2 separate regions of the Homo sapiens genome follow, and region 1 is linked to region 2. The links are chromatin contacts, found by Hi-C or POLR2A ChIA-PET in ENCODE. All regions are on one chromosome and are shown on one strand. Each heading gives the region's core, a stretch centred on a gene start or an enhancer-like site at or near the end of the contact. The rest is flanking DNA. Distances are from core to core; before and after follow the strand shown. Region 1 overlaps KIAA1217. Region 2 overlaps KIAA1217.

Region 1 (7,296 bases), core at 7-2,506, 67 kb after region 2:
AATATTGTCATTTTAAATTCTCCAATTCCCAGACTTTCAGGCAGGGTATGTGTGATTTGACACCCTGGCAATGTGGACAGTGACCGAATTGCACTTGCCTTTCAGGTCCTAGAGTTTCAGACCCCTGACTCCTTTCCTGTCCCTGTAGGAGACATCAGAAGTCTCTGAAGTATGCAGAAGACTAAATGGAGATCTTAAAGTTTCCACGTTCCTTTCTAAATCCTAATTAAATGAAAACTTTTCTAAGGAAAAAGCTTGCTCTGAAGCAGTTGGTTGAAGTGTACAGTGGAGCAGAACCATGTTCTGTTAAGGAAACAGATCCACTGACTACGCTGGTGTTTACTAAATGCATACACGGTGGTCTATTTCCTCCTCAGTGTGAACGTAGCTAACTGCCATTAACTTGCCTAATGAAAGTAGCATCCACACACATCAAACACATGCCCCTCAATGGACAGACAGGGAAGGTGCCAGTTGTTCAATCCCTGTCTTGATGATCATAAAGAAACTGGAGTCTGTAAACCACTACCTGTTGAAAGAATTAGATGTCTGGGTAGGCAATCACATCGATAATTTAAACTGTGAGAAGCTAGTAGGGGAAAAGAGTGAAATGTACATGAAATGGGACAGAACTGCCTGAACCAAGCAGGCAAATGTAGAGCCCCAAGGTGGCCAGTCCACTCCACGTGGAAAGGAACTATTTCTTTTTTTTTTTTTTTTTTTTTTTTTTGAGACGGAGTCTCGCTCTGTCACCCAGGCTGGAGTGCAGTGGCGCTATCTCGGCTCACTGCAAGCTCCGCCTCCCAGGTTCATGCCATTCGCCTCAGCCTCCCCAGTAGCTGGGACTACAGGCGCCTGCCACCACGCCCGGCTATTTTTTCTATTTTTATTAGAGACGGTGTTTCCCCGTCTTAGCCAGGATGGTCTCCATCTCCTGACCTCGTGATCCGCCCGCCTTGGCCTCCCAAAGTGCTGGGATTCCAGGCGTGAGCCACCGCACCCGGCCAGGAACTATTTCAAAGACGTCGGTCGGAGACCTTCATGCCAGGACACCAGCAAGCTGGCAAAACAGATCTTGCAAAGGGTTTCTGCACTCTATCTGTGAGCTTCATTAATAGGCACTCAGGACTGAGAACCTTCATGTCAGCTGTGACAAGTGAATAGTCAGTAGAGAGAAGCTATTAATTTAAGACACCGTTGATAATGCAGTCTACCTTAAGAACAGGCAACAAGGGGCTTCAGATGCTGAAGCACAGACACAAGACATCCTGGAACTCCAAGTCCAAAGGGGAATGCTCAGGGCAGATATCAACAATGAAACCTTTTAAGCTGAGTCACTCTCAGCCTGACGGCTGCCAAGCCCAACAGCCATCCCTGGTTACAAGCTAGAGGAAAAGTCCCTGAGCATATCTGTTGTTTCCTGTGTGTAAAGATGCTAAATGCCAGGTGCTTTCCTCTAGAGTGGAAGGGCCGGGGCGGGGCAGTGCCTGCAGAGGCAGCAAGGTCAAGAGAGTTCATTTGGTTATTGCCATTAAAAAAGACTTCCCAGCCAGGCGCGGTGGCTCACGCCTGTAATCCCAGCACTTTGGGAGGCCGACGCTGGCAGATCACTTGAGGTCAGGAGTTCAAGACCAGGCTGGCCAATGTGGTGAAATCCTGTCTCTACTAAAAACAAAAACAAACAAAACAAACAACAACAACAACAAAATTAGCCGGGCATGGTGGCACATGCCTATAATCCCAGCTACTCGGGAGGCTGAGGCAAAATAACTGCTTGAACCCAGGAGGCAGAGGTTGCAGCCAGCCAAGATTACGCCACTGTACTCCTGGCTGGGCGACAGAGGGAGAGTCTGTCTCAGAAACAAAACAAAACAAAAACAAAAAACAACTTCCCGAGCATGCATTTTGGGTGCATCTTGAAGTGCAGCTTGTAGCATGTAGAAATTGGCCTTCTGGTTCACAGAGTGCTGCAAGTGAAGTACTAGATGTCTGCGTATTTCCAGATATACTCAGATCATATTTCAGGCCACCTTTCTTCTTTTTTTTTTCTAATCCAGGATGCGCTCAGGATTCCCTCTCCACTCACCATGAAGAACTTCAAGTAGCGGCCACACTTTGCAGTGCCTCTCACTCAGGCTGCGATATCCTAAGCGTTTACCTTCATTCCGTGGAAACTCTTGAAACAGCCCATGTCAATCATGACTCAGCAGTTTTTCCTTACCATGAAAACAGCAGAGCAATGGGTTTCTCCATTTTTAGAGTTAATGCATTAGCTATAAATGTAATTCCATAGTAGATATGAAGTGCAACAAAAAAAAGTCTGGGACAAATTCTGCCACTTTTCAGAGGGTAACAGGAGATGGTTGACTCAAGATGGAATGTAAGAACCCTCATGGCCTCCCTACCCTTCTCTTTAACCTCTTCATGGTTGTGCAGAATAAACCTCTAATACTTCTGATGAGTGAGGCAAATGGCCTTCCTGTAAAGGCAGAACCCCAAGAATTTTCAAGAAAGTTTGTGTGGCCAGCCTGAGGTTCCAGGGAAGAGGAATGGGTATTTGGAATAGAGAAATACAGTGGTTAATTCTGAGCTCCAAGTTATTGGTCCAAATTGGTCTACTTCAATTCCTTGGTCAGTCTTTTGGAGTTTTCCATCAGTTAAACAATGTCCACGGTAAACTGCCATGACCACTTAACCTCAACTGCAAACTACATCCACTTAATCCTCTGGGGTCCCTTTTTATTCATAATAAATCCAGAAAAATCTTGTATTGTGTTTTATTTCCTCAATCATATCTCCTTTAATTCTCCAACAAGCCTTTCCTGATTAGAAAAGCCAGAAAACTCATCCAAATATCTCTGTTGAAGAGCTGGACAAAGTTTTCAAGTATTATTGAATTTTTAATCCACTAAACAAAAATCCTCCAATGTTGTTCCATTTTATTTCAGGGTCTAGTTTCTCTATGCAACTGCAAGGGTAGGGGCCACCTATTTATTTTTATTTACAGACCCATGTGTATATGGGAGAATTTAACATATACAAAAGGAACCCAAATTTTTTAGTCTTAGACTTTCAGGATTCCCTGTATTTAAATAATAGCTATTGATCTAAAAAATCTGCAAGAGAAATGTAATCCTTAGATTTTTTTTTTCTCCACATCGGAGTAGTAAAGCAAAATGAAATGGGTGAATGCTGTTTGTCAACTCTATGGTGGTATAAAAAAATGGTGTAGTGTGACCAAAAGCATACTTCTGATGAAAGCCCACTACCGGACAGGACACAACCTATAAGTTACTGTCCCCACAGACTGCCTTACAAGTGTCCTCACGCTCCAAAGAGGACTGGGAGAGGTAGAAGTGAAATGATTGAGTGAAGTTTTCTTTTTCTGAGATGGAGTGTCACTCTTGTTGCCCAAGCTGGAGTGCAATGGTGCGATCTTGACTCACTAGAACCTCCGCCTCCCAGGTTCAAGTGATTCTCTTGCTTCAGCCACCCTAATAGCTGGGATTTCAGGCACCTGCCACCATGCCTGGCTACTTTTTTGTATTTTTAGTGGAGACAGGGTTTTACCATGTTGGCCAGGCTGGTCTGGAATTCCTGACCTCAGGTGATCCGCCCGCCTCAGCCTCTCAAAGTGCTGGGACTACAGGCGTGAGCCACCATGCCCAGCCGATTGAGTGAAATTTTCTAAGATAATTGTTGGTCATATCCCACAGGGGACTGGGCTCTAGGATAGCCCATGCTTATATGGGAAGAAAAGTTATCGTGGGTCTTTGTTGTCCACAAGACAACCTCAGGGATCTCTTCCTATCCCAACAACCTCTGTCTATGTCAACAACCACTGTGGTCAACAAGAAGGAGGAAGCATTCCAAAACTTATTCACACAGAACAACTCAAATATAGATGATGGAGGAAAAACAAACTTTGAAAAGAGGGCACAATTTGCCATTCCCACTGGATGTATTTTAAACAACCCCCTGCCCCACACAATAAAAGGTCTTAAGAGAGACTTCATGGCCAGGCACGGTGGATCATGCCTGTAATCCCAGCACTTTGGGAGGCCGAGGCAGGTGGAGCACCTGAGGTCAGGAGTTTGAGACCAGCCTAGCCAACATGGTGAAACCCTGTCTCACTAAAATTACAAAAATTAGCCAGGCATGGTGGTGGGCACCTGTAACCCCAGCTACTTGGGAGGCTGAGGCAGGAGAATCGCTTGAATCTGGGGGTGGAGGTCGCAGTGAGCCGAGATCACACCACTACACTCCAGCCTGGGTGACAGAGCAAGACTCCGTCTGAAAAAAAAAAAAAAGAGAGACATCTGTTTATATTATGCTTTGTTGAAACTCTCTTCCTGTTGCATTATTGTGATAAGGTGAAAGTTAGCAAAAAAGAAAGAACTTTTTTTTTTTTACACTCATACAACCTCACCTGAGAGATGAATGACAGGTAATGTTTGCAGATACAATTTTCAGTAAACTTTCATTATCTCAATAGACTTCTACTTTAGGGCACTTGTGGCCTTTTCCAAAACCCTAAAATCCACTGAGAGAAATTGTGATTAAAATCATGTTTTCAGAGTTACTCTTAATATTTTTAATGCAAGTAAGAAGCTTTCTTCTGGGGAGCACATTTCCCATGAATCCTCACTCTTATGCAGATAATGAGCCCACTGTTCATTGAAGATTTGGGAGTTCTACTTCCACTCTCTCTTCCCTCCAATTTTTGCCATCACCCTGAGGGTTTCAGGGCCCTTAGGACAAGGCTTGGCACCTCCAGATTCTTTGACCTCCTGGTTCTTTGGTCTCCAGGTTTTTCGGCCTCCTTATCTCCTAGGACTCTTGCCTAGCCTCTGCACACGAACTGCCATACCTTGGAGCTTAGTATCACTCGGAACTGTTGCTCTACATCTGAAATCTTCAACTCTATTCTCTTCGCTTTTGATAACAACCTGTTGGCTCCCACAATCCCCAAATCTTTGACCATCTGTATCTTCTTTCAGCCTACTATTAAAAAGACTGGGTGCCATGATCTAGCACTTGCCCATACTTTTCTCAAAGCCTTCAGCTCCTCTGACCACTTACCTTCCCTCCTACCACCCCCACACAGCCCAATCTCAATCCCAGGGGGTCCCAGCATCCTTTCCTGTTCCCACACTGTGTTGCTGGTCATTACTGAGACTACCTACTAGAGGTCCCTACCCTTGCCAGGGCCCTAGTGACAATCCTTCTCAACATTCCCCTCTCCTTCCCACACGGAAACTCTCTCAAGCTTGTCCCTTCTCTTCCAGTCTCCTTCCTCATCAACCTCTTCTCTCATTTTCAGTGGAAGATCTTTGTTGGAAAATTCGATGGCAAGCAGTAAACCTTCTACAACTTCCTCCTCCTCCTCCTCCTCCATGAGGACAATTCAGCCCCAACTGCGATCTTCCATCATTGGCAGTGGAAAAAATATTTCCATCCCTCCTCCTCCACCTTCTCCTCCTCTTTCCCCTATTAAAAGCAAATCCACCCACCAACTGTTTCCATGCCTTCAGGGTCTCTCCTCTCAGGCCTCTGTAGGGCCCACACATCTTATAGCCTTCACTGGTTAACTCCTTCCTTTCACAGTCCACCTTCCAGAAGGAGCATCTATATTCCCACTTCCCCTTCCTTACCTCTCAATCAGTCACCACCCCAGTGCCCGTGCCCTCCACTGAACCAGCTCTTCCCAAATTTGCAGGGACTCCCAGTTGCTGAATGCAACAGCAATGGCAATCTCTTCATCTTAATGGCTTTGTATTATTATTTTATTTATAATATTAAATTGAAATATGTTTATAAACTTGGCATAGGATGAGGCAGGTTAAGAGCCAGTAGAGAAAAAAGCGTAAAAAGTAAAGAAAAACATGTATGGGCATGCCCAGGCACACAGTAGGAGATTAATATATGGCAGCTGTATAAATTGCAGGGCATCTAGAAGCAGCTTTTCATAAGATGGAACTCAAACCCTTCTCATTGGACTTGCCTAAAGTGCAAATTTGATATGTCACTTCCCTATTTACCTTTTAGTTGCTTCCCAGTGCCTACAGGATTAAGTCCAAACATCTTAACCAGGTACTTCATTGATTCAGCCCCAGCTGTCTCATGTCCAAGCATGTCCCCTACACACGCTGTGCTCATTAAACTCTGCACAGGACATACCATGATCTCTTTGCTTCCAAGGGTCTCTTCTGTGTCTGGCAAACTCCAACTCACTCTTCAAGCCTCAGCCTTCCCTGACCCAAACTGCCTCTTATCCTTTTGTTCCCTCTAGTGTTCCCATGGTCTGTTTCTCTGGTCTCCTTGTATGCTCTGTCCCTTGAGTGAGCATTCACATCCTATATAGCAATTCTGTGCCATCTCTCCCACTAAGGCTTGAGGACAGGTTAATGGAACTGCTCACACCTGCAGTTCTATTGGCCGGCGTGTGGACGCTCTGTAAAATGTGCTTGCTGAAGGCATGGTGAACAAGAATAGGATTCAGATAAAATGCTCTCTGGTGCAGCTAGCTTTGTATGGACTGCGCTAAATAGTAGAAGAGAAAGCTAAATGGAGATCTAGCCCTGGAAGCTTAAATTCACCAAAATCATATAACTCAGTTTACTAGTCTATAAAATAGGAAAATGGTGAGATACTTTGACATTTTCAAATGAAAATAATACACAGGAAGAAAAGCAATCATAATATACATAATCCAACTTCCATCACAACAACTTTCAAATAAACAAGTCATCTTGGCAAATGAGTAACTAGAAAAAAAAATTAGGGAGTAGGCTTCTGAGTAGGGTGTCTACTATGTCATTTTAAAAAATCCTGTAGTACTTTCCCGATGAAAATAATTTCAAAGGCTGGCTAAGTTTCAACCTGCAGGATTATATTCTGCCAGCTCAGTTCTTCTGCAGGCTTTTAGGATTGACCTGAGATGCCCTTCCAAACTCACATGTCTCCCTGGTGGCTACTAAAGGCCAGAGTGAACAATTTAAAAAGAAAAACAAAATACCCTCATGTTATTAAGTGAGATATGTCTCAACATTTGAATTCTAAACAGTTTGATGAATCGAGTTATGGTTTTATTTCATCAGTTCTCAACTAGTACAATGTAAGGCAGTTCATGGGTCCCAGAAAGCGGTAATGAATTTGATAGACAGCAGAGGTCAGATGTCTCATTCAGTTAAATTATGAGCAAAGCAAATATTCTTTATAAACGTTAAGCCACTTCTACTAACAGGCTAAAAAAAATCTTATTAACTAATTTCTTTGATTTCAACAAAATTCATT
Region 2 (7,028 bases), core at 1,920-4,419:
TGCGGTGGCCCATGCCTGTAATCCTAGCATTTTGGGAGGCTAAGGTGGGCTGAGTGCTTGAGGTCAGGTGTGCAAAACCAGCTTGGGCAACACAATGAGACTCCATCTCTACAAAAAATACAAAAATTAGCTGGGCATAGTGGCACACGCCTGAAGTCTCAGCTACTTGGGAGGCTAAGGTGGGAGGACTGCTTGAGCCCAGGAGGTGGAGGGTGCAGTGAACTGAGATTGTGCCACTGCACGCTGCACTCCAGCTCGGTCAACAGAGTAAGACCCTGTTTCAAAAAAAAAAAAAAACAAAAACAAAACCCACAAAAAACTAAAGGAATGTTACTGAGAAAACAGGAAGACTCAACTACCTCAAGGAATGGCAAAAATAATAATACTGTAAAAATTAAACAGAAGAGCATTTATTATTTCAGAGACTCCTAATAAATTCATCAGCTATCATAAGAAAATGGCAAAAAGAAACTTCAGACATTGTTGTTGTACTAAATGGCACTTGAGATCTCTTTGAAAGGCTAAATGTGGCAGGAAGGGAAAGGGGTTCAGAGTTTCTTTCCTAATGCTGATGAGTCTGAGAAGAATTGCTCAAGAATAATAAATATTGGGTAACCACACAATGAGCAAATGTAGTGGAGAGAACCAGAAATGAATGACACACGTACAGTACTTCAAACGGTCTGAATGACAAGCGATATTTATTTTATTTCTTTTGCTATGTCTATTTCAGGGTTTTCTATAATAAATATAATTCTATAACAAGGCACAAAGAAAAGTATCAGTAAAGGAGGGAAAAAGTGAATTGTTGATCTCTAGGGAGTAACATCAGGAAACTCTGGAGGCTGCTAAAATTTAAGCACTCACCCAAAGTTCCACTTTTGTTCACAAATTAAAGATTTTCTTTTCTTCTTCTTCTTTTTTTTTAATTAAATTTGAGACAGTTTCACTCTGTCACCCAGGCTGGAGTGCAGTGGCATGATCTCAGCTCACTGTAACCTCTGCCTGGCTAATTTTTGTATTTTTAGTAGAGATAGGGTTTTGCCATGCTGGCCAGGCTGGTATCGAACTCCGGGCCTCAAGTGATCTGCCTACCCTGGCCTCTCAAAGTGCTGGGATTATAGGCGTGAGCCACCGCGCCCGGCCCAGAAATTAGAGACTTTCTGATGTCACTTTACATAGAGTCAAATTTTGACTCTCTGGAAGCAATTTAACCAGTTAGGAGACTAACCATGGTAAACGAAAATATATTCATAAAAAAATGTAAGATCTCATGAAAAGCTCTTTGTATTACAAATTGTCTCGGGTTTGTAATTGCACAGCAAATCACTGAGCCATCCAGCATATCTTCCAACATGAAGATCTAATCGCCAAAGCCTTAACTTAGATTGTTACTTATGTTTCTAAATCTGTGGAAGCACATTTCCTTTTCTTCTTCTTTTCTTTTACTGTTAATATCCTTATTCTCTATTTTACCAGTGGAGAATGTTTAGTATTAATTTCCATTTAGCTCAAGATTCAAGAAATGCAAAGTGCTATTTTTATCAAATTTCTGAAAGCCTACTGTCTTCTGCTTTGGAAGTCCCACAACAGCTCTTTAATTTCCTTAAGCCCCACTTTCCTCATCAGCAAGTTGGTGTGGCAATGGATCATAATAGGTTGCTGGGAGGATGAAGTGAGATCCAGGCATGTGAAACACTGTACACAATTCCTAACACAGACTAAGGATGCAAATGTTAGGAACTTGCAGATTTAAAAAAAATTGCATTCTCAAAAAGATGCTCTATTTTAACAAATGAACAAGAAGACAATTTTGCATATCTTTTTGATACAGCCATTCTATTTCTTTTTCTTTCTTTCTTTTTTTTTTTTTTTTTTTTTTGAGACAGAGTCTCGCTGTGTCGCCCAGGCTGGAGTGCAGTGGCCCGATCTTGCAGTGGCCCGAACCTGCAAGCTCCGCCTCCCTGGTTCACGCCATTCTCCTGCCTCAGCCTTCCGAGTAGCTGGGACTACAGGCGCCCGCCACCACGCCTGGCTAATTTTTTGTATTTTTAGTAGAGACGGGGTTTCACCATGTTAGCCCGGATGGTCTCGATCTCCTGACCTCGTGATCTTCCCGCCTCGGCCTCCCAAAGGGCTGGGATTACAGGCGTGAGCCATCGCCCCTGGCCCAGCCATTCTATTTCTAATAAAGAACCCAAGAAAATAATCTACAGTTATCTACAAGGAGGCCCTGCATGATATGGTATTTGCCCACACACAGTGGAACCAACAAAACCAGGCAACCACATGCAATGATGAAGTAGCTATCATGTAACAGGAGGGAAAGAAGTTCACACATATAATTAAGTGGATAAAATCATATTAGAAAACAATGGGCTGGGCACTGTGGCTCACACCTGTAAATTCAGCACTTTGGGAGGCCAAGGTGGGAAGATCGCTTGAGCCTAGGAGCTCAAGGCCAGCCTGCGCAACATGTTGCAACCTCATCTCTACAAATAATACAAAAATTCGCCAGGCATGGTGGCGTCTGCCTGCAGTACCAACTACTTGGGAGGCTGAGGTGGGAGGATTACCTGAGCCTGAGTAGGTTGAGGCTTCAGTGACCTGTGATTGCGCCACTACACTCCAGCCCGGGGTGACAGTGTTAGACCCTGTCTCAAAAAATAAAATAACATAAATAAGAAAAAAAAATGGCATGTGCTTGTGGCATGTGGTTTCTTTCCTTTGAGTCTATGTGCCTAGAAAAAAATAGGAGAAGGATATACACCAAAATATTAACACAAGTATTCTATGTGGGTCATGGGATTGTAAATAATTCTCCTACTCTTAGTCTATTATTTCTAACATTCCTAGAATATCCATGGTTACTTTTGTAATAAAATTTTTTTAAAAACTCCCGAGATGTAGCATTAAATTATTTGTGCTTGCTTTTCTGATTTGTTTCTACCTCCAAAAAAAAAAAACCACTTAGCATTGAAATAACTACTGATAAATTTGAAACAACAGGAGAAAAACAGGAGATTTGATTTGAGAGTTTTAAAAATGGGAAGAACAATAAAATCATATCTACATGCGTGGCCTCTTCATTCCTCGTCATTTGGCCATCATTCTGTTTCCTCACGTTGATTACGTTTCGAGTTGCACCACAAGGGGGTGCCCTGAACCTAGCGAGTATGATACAGTCTCCAGCATAATCAAAGGAGGCAGCTGAAATCCCAAATTCAAGAGGAAACAAGACACAGGTCAACTGATTGCTTTTGGTCCATCTTCATCCTCTCCAAATGCCCCCAAATGGCCCTGGTTCAAACTCGGGCTGAATGTAACCAGTCTGTGAAAAAACTGTAATGGGCTGACTGCTTGCATAGTTAAAGCCCACGATAGAAGGGAGAGGCTTGATTGCTGCAAGTCTAAGAGATTTCATAAAGTTACCACTGAGGAATAAAAAATTAGTAGCCTCATGACACAAAACTAAAGAATATAACAAGACCAAACGTTGGGAAATAGTCTTGAAAGTAATTCTATCTTGGCCGGGCGTGACAGGATCCCAGCACTTTGGGAGGCAAAGGTGGGTGGATCACTTGAGGTCAGGAGTTCAAGACCAGCCTGGCCAACATGGTGAAACCCCATCTCTACTAAAAGTACAAAGAATTAGCCGGGTATGGTGGCGTGTGCCTGTAATCCCAGCTACTCGGGAAGCTGAGGCACAAGAATCGCTTGAACCCGGGAGGTAGAGGTTGCAGTGATCCCAGATTGTGCCACTGTACTCCGGCCTGGGCGACAGAGTAAGAGTCTGTCTCAAAAAAAAAAAAAAAAAAAAAAAAGTAATTATATCCTAAAGATACACAGTCTGTCAGTAACTGGGGGAGCAAAGTAATTTCTGATTATTTGGGTTAAAAAAAAAGAGCTACTAAATTGAGAAATCTAATTGTAATATAATTCCTTTTCTAACTGTTTAAAATACTTAAAGATGGAATAAAATTACGTAGCCTTGTGAGACTTTATAAGTCACACTAAGAATTATAGTTGATATAACAATAATAAAATATAAAGCCTCAAAGACCTTCAAGGGTAAATAAACTAAAAAGCAGCAACATTTAACAAAAAAGAGTTCAGGGTGATATCCCAACAGCTTCTAATTCTAAGAATTTCTAATTTCCTAAGGAATCTTAGAATCTAAAGTAATCCTATAGTGAATATAGGATAGTGGTTGAAAGTATAATTTCTGGAAAGAGAAAGAACTGGGCGTAAGCTTCATTTTCAACACTTACTATCTGTGAGACTTTGGGCATATTACCTTAGGCATGTTTCATGTACACTTTCTTCATTCATGACATAGTAATAATGATGTTTATATTATACTTTGTTGTATGAAATAACTTGAGAAAAATGCTAAAGCCAATATCTGACATACAGTAATGCAGATTTATGAGCAATTTGAAATAATTAATATTCTCATCAAATGAAAGCTAAGTCAGGCATGGTGGCTCATGCCTGTAATCCCGACACTTTGGGAGGCCGAGGCGGGCAGATCACTTGAGGCCAGGAGTTGGAGACCAGCCTGGCCAACATGCTGAGACTCCGTATTTACAAAAAACACACAAAAAATTAATTGGGTTTTGTGGCACACGCCTGTAGTCCCAGCTACTTGGGAGGCTGAGGCACGAGAATCACTTGAGCTTAGGAGGTGGAGGTTGCAGTGAGCCAAGATAGCACCACTGCACTCCAGCCTGGGTGACAGAGTGAGACTCTATCTCAAAAAAACAAAAAAAAAAAAAAAAAGAAAGAAAGAAAGAAAAGAAAAGAAAAAAGAAAGAAAGAAAGTATTAGAATGAACAAACACATTGGCTAACTATAGGACGACTGTGATCTCATTCACAGATCTCAGGTACTATGTGGCCAATGGATATGTCTGAACTCCTGTGTGCTCCTGTTCTCATGGGTCAAAGTAAGGAGACTGATTTTTAAAAAAACAAAACAAGTACACTTTGTGTGTGTATGTGTATATATATGCATACAATGGAGTGCTGGCTTTCAAAGTAGTGAGTTTGAAGGGTGACAAGATTATTTCTATGACCTTGCCATTGCAATGCAAAAAATAAACAAACAAAAAACAAATTGCAAAGCAAACCTGTCATATACAGGGTGACTATTCAGCCAGTTTTCACTATGGCCAACCACTGTGTATGGCCACTGTCCTGACTGGACAACCCATGCCACAGCACAGTCATTGATCTTCAATTTTGTGTCTCAATATCCACCCTTCCTACTTTGATATAAGACTAAAATGATGCAATAGATTTATGAGAGCTTTGAAATAGTTAATATTCTCATACAAATGCAAGAGTGTATGAGAATGAACAAACACATTGGTTAACTATAGGAGGACTGGTATCACATTCACAAATCTCAGAGTTCTTTCCTAAGCCTCCACATTCCCAGTTAACAAAGAGTGAAATTGAAGTATCCCTGCCCGGTGTTCTACAAAGTGCCTGGGAAGAGTTGACCCAGGTCGTCTCTGCAAGTGTGACAGATACTCTTAGAACTGCCCCAACCAAGTGCAGCCCATGGACATCGGGATGACCAGTTCCTTGAGAACTCTGCTTATTTTTGCCTCCATAACATTTAAAACCCCTAGACACACTAGATACTTTACTTATTTGCTCACTTCTTATCTGTCTCCTTCCCCTTGCACCCACACACTGAAATGTAATGATCACAAAGGCATGAATATCTTCATCCACATCCACGCTGAGTTTTCACTTACAGAATGAATGAATGAAAGGCTGGAAGAAGGCATTGGTTCTTGGGAGTCTTGGCTCTGTGCAGCTTGCTTGATTTGGGGGCTTACCCCCTGACAGTAAACTACTCTTAGGGTCTGGGGAGTTTACGTGCATGGCTCAGGCAGTGGTGCCTACAGCCTCAAGCAAGCCTGCACACTTCACAGCCCTGGAACAGGCCCAATGCTCACATGGCCTCACCAGCCAACCTGCTGGGACTCACTTCCAGACACCAATCACACTCCAGCCAAGAGCATTCCAATCTATCACCCCGACTCCCCTATGCGTTATTGCTTCTTGGTCGCTCTCACACCTTGAAAGGAGGAAAATACTCATCCTATAAGGAATTTCTGTTTGGCAGGGTTTCCCTTCACAATTTTCACTAAAACGCCCCTTCCTTGGAACACGAAACTTAAGTTAAACAAAAATACTCAGAACCCCCCAAGAAAAAAAGAGCTTGCAAACCTCTGGTTTCTATTTCCCTCTCATTATTACAAAGGCTTTGTATTGTAAGACATTCCATCCTTGCTTCAATAGCTGCCTGCGGGTGTGCTGCTGCAGGGGAATTAAGCTTTGTGCTGGCATAGCAGGTGCCAGTTAACTCTTGCCCAGGCCCTAGTCCAAAGGGGCCTTGCTTTAGGAGTGGCCTTCTCAAGCTTGGGCCCGGCCAAAGGTAAGAATTTTAATAGGGAAAAGAGGTGGGATAAGACATAAGATGATTTATTGAAGCTAGTCCAGAATGCACTTCTGATTCTCCCTTTTCTTCCATAGGAAACAGGCCCAGAGTGTAGAAACTCACAGATTCTGACCAGCTTGCATCCAAAGCAAGGTGATTCGTACTACTCCAGGCCCAGGCAGCCAGCTGAGGGATGCTTCTGAGTGTCTTGTCTTCCTCTACCTACAGTGGGCAGGGGCTGGCCTTCATACAAGGTCTACCCTGAAAGTTTCCATAATGGCTGGCCGTGGTACGAGTGGGGCATCTTATCTTGCCACTCTATGAGGGAGAGGTAAGGCTCAATGATCTGGAGAGCACTGGGCTGAGAGTCTGAGACCAATTCTTAGCCCAGGCCCTGCCTCAAACTCATTGTAACTTAGGCATTTATCTGGCCCTTAATTTCCTTATGCATTAAAATGAAGACTTGGATTAAACCTTTTTGGCAAATTTTAGCTTTAAGTTGCTTTAGACACAGATGGCCTCTGTTTTAGTCCGTATCATGTTGCTATAACAGAATACCACAGTCTGGGTAA

What was found. A loop is a pair of places that touch in the nucleus more often than their neighbours do. ChIA-PET counts read pairs that join two places held with the same protein, here RNA polymerase II (POLR2A). Pooled maps may share reads with other maps.
Region 1: a map of MCF 10A shows a loop between it and region 2 (11-fold over the local background). The contact joins two enhancer-like sites. A Hi-C loop is called at or near these places in 4 of 168 maps with a recorded cell type or tissue (MCF 10A, astrocyte of the cerebellum, mammary epithelial cell and 1 more) and 4 of 50 pooled maps. POLR2A ChIA-PET finds 5 or more read pairs at or near these places in 1 of 52 experiments (H1).

Annotation. Positions count from the first base shown.
Region 1 is chr10:24,287,622-24,294,917 of GRCh38, reverse strand. All of the region lies in intron 2 of KIAA1217, which reads right to left. Among named protein-coding and RNA genes, the nearest start is that of MIR603, 16 kb to the right of the region's middle. RefSeq lists an enhancer at 1,347-2,546. Within about 2 kb of position 1,256, at least 14 of the 41 ENCODE cell types and tissues checked have a DNase peak (open chromatin) inside an H3K27ac peak, as active enhancers do.
Region 2 is chr10:24,356,837-24,363,864 of GRCh38, reverse strand. All of the region lies in intron 2 of KIAA1217, which reads right to left. Among named protein-coding and RNA genes, the nearest start is that of MIR603, 85 kb to the right of the region's middle. RefSeq lists enhancers at 3,187-3,246, 3,277-3,356. Within about 2 kb of position 3,169, at least 3 of the 41 ENCODE cell types and tissues checked have a DNase peak (open chromatin) inside an H3K27ac peak, as active enhancers do.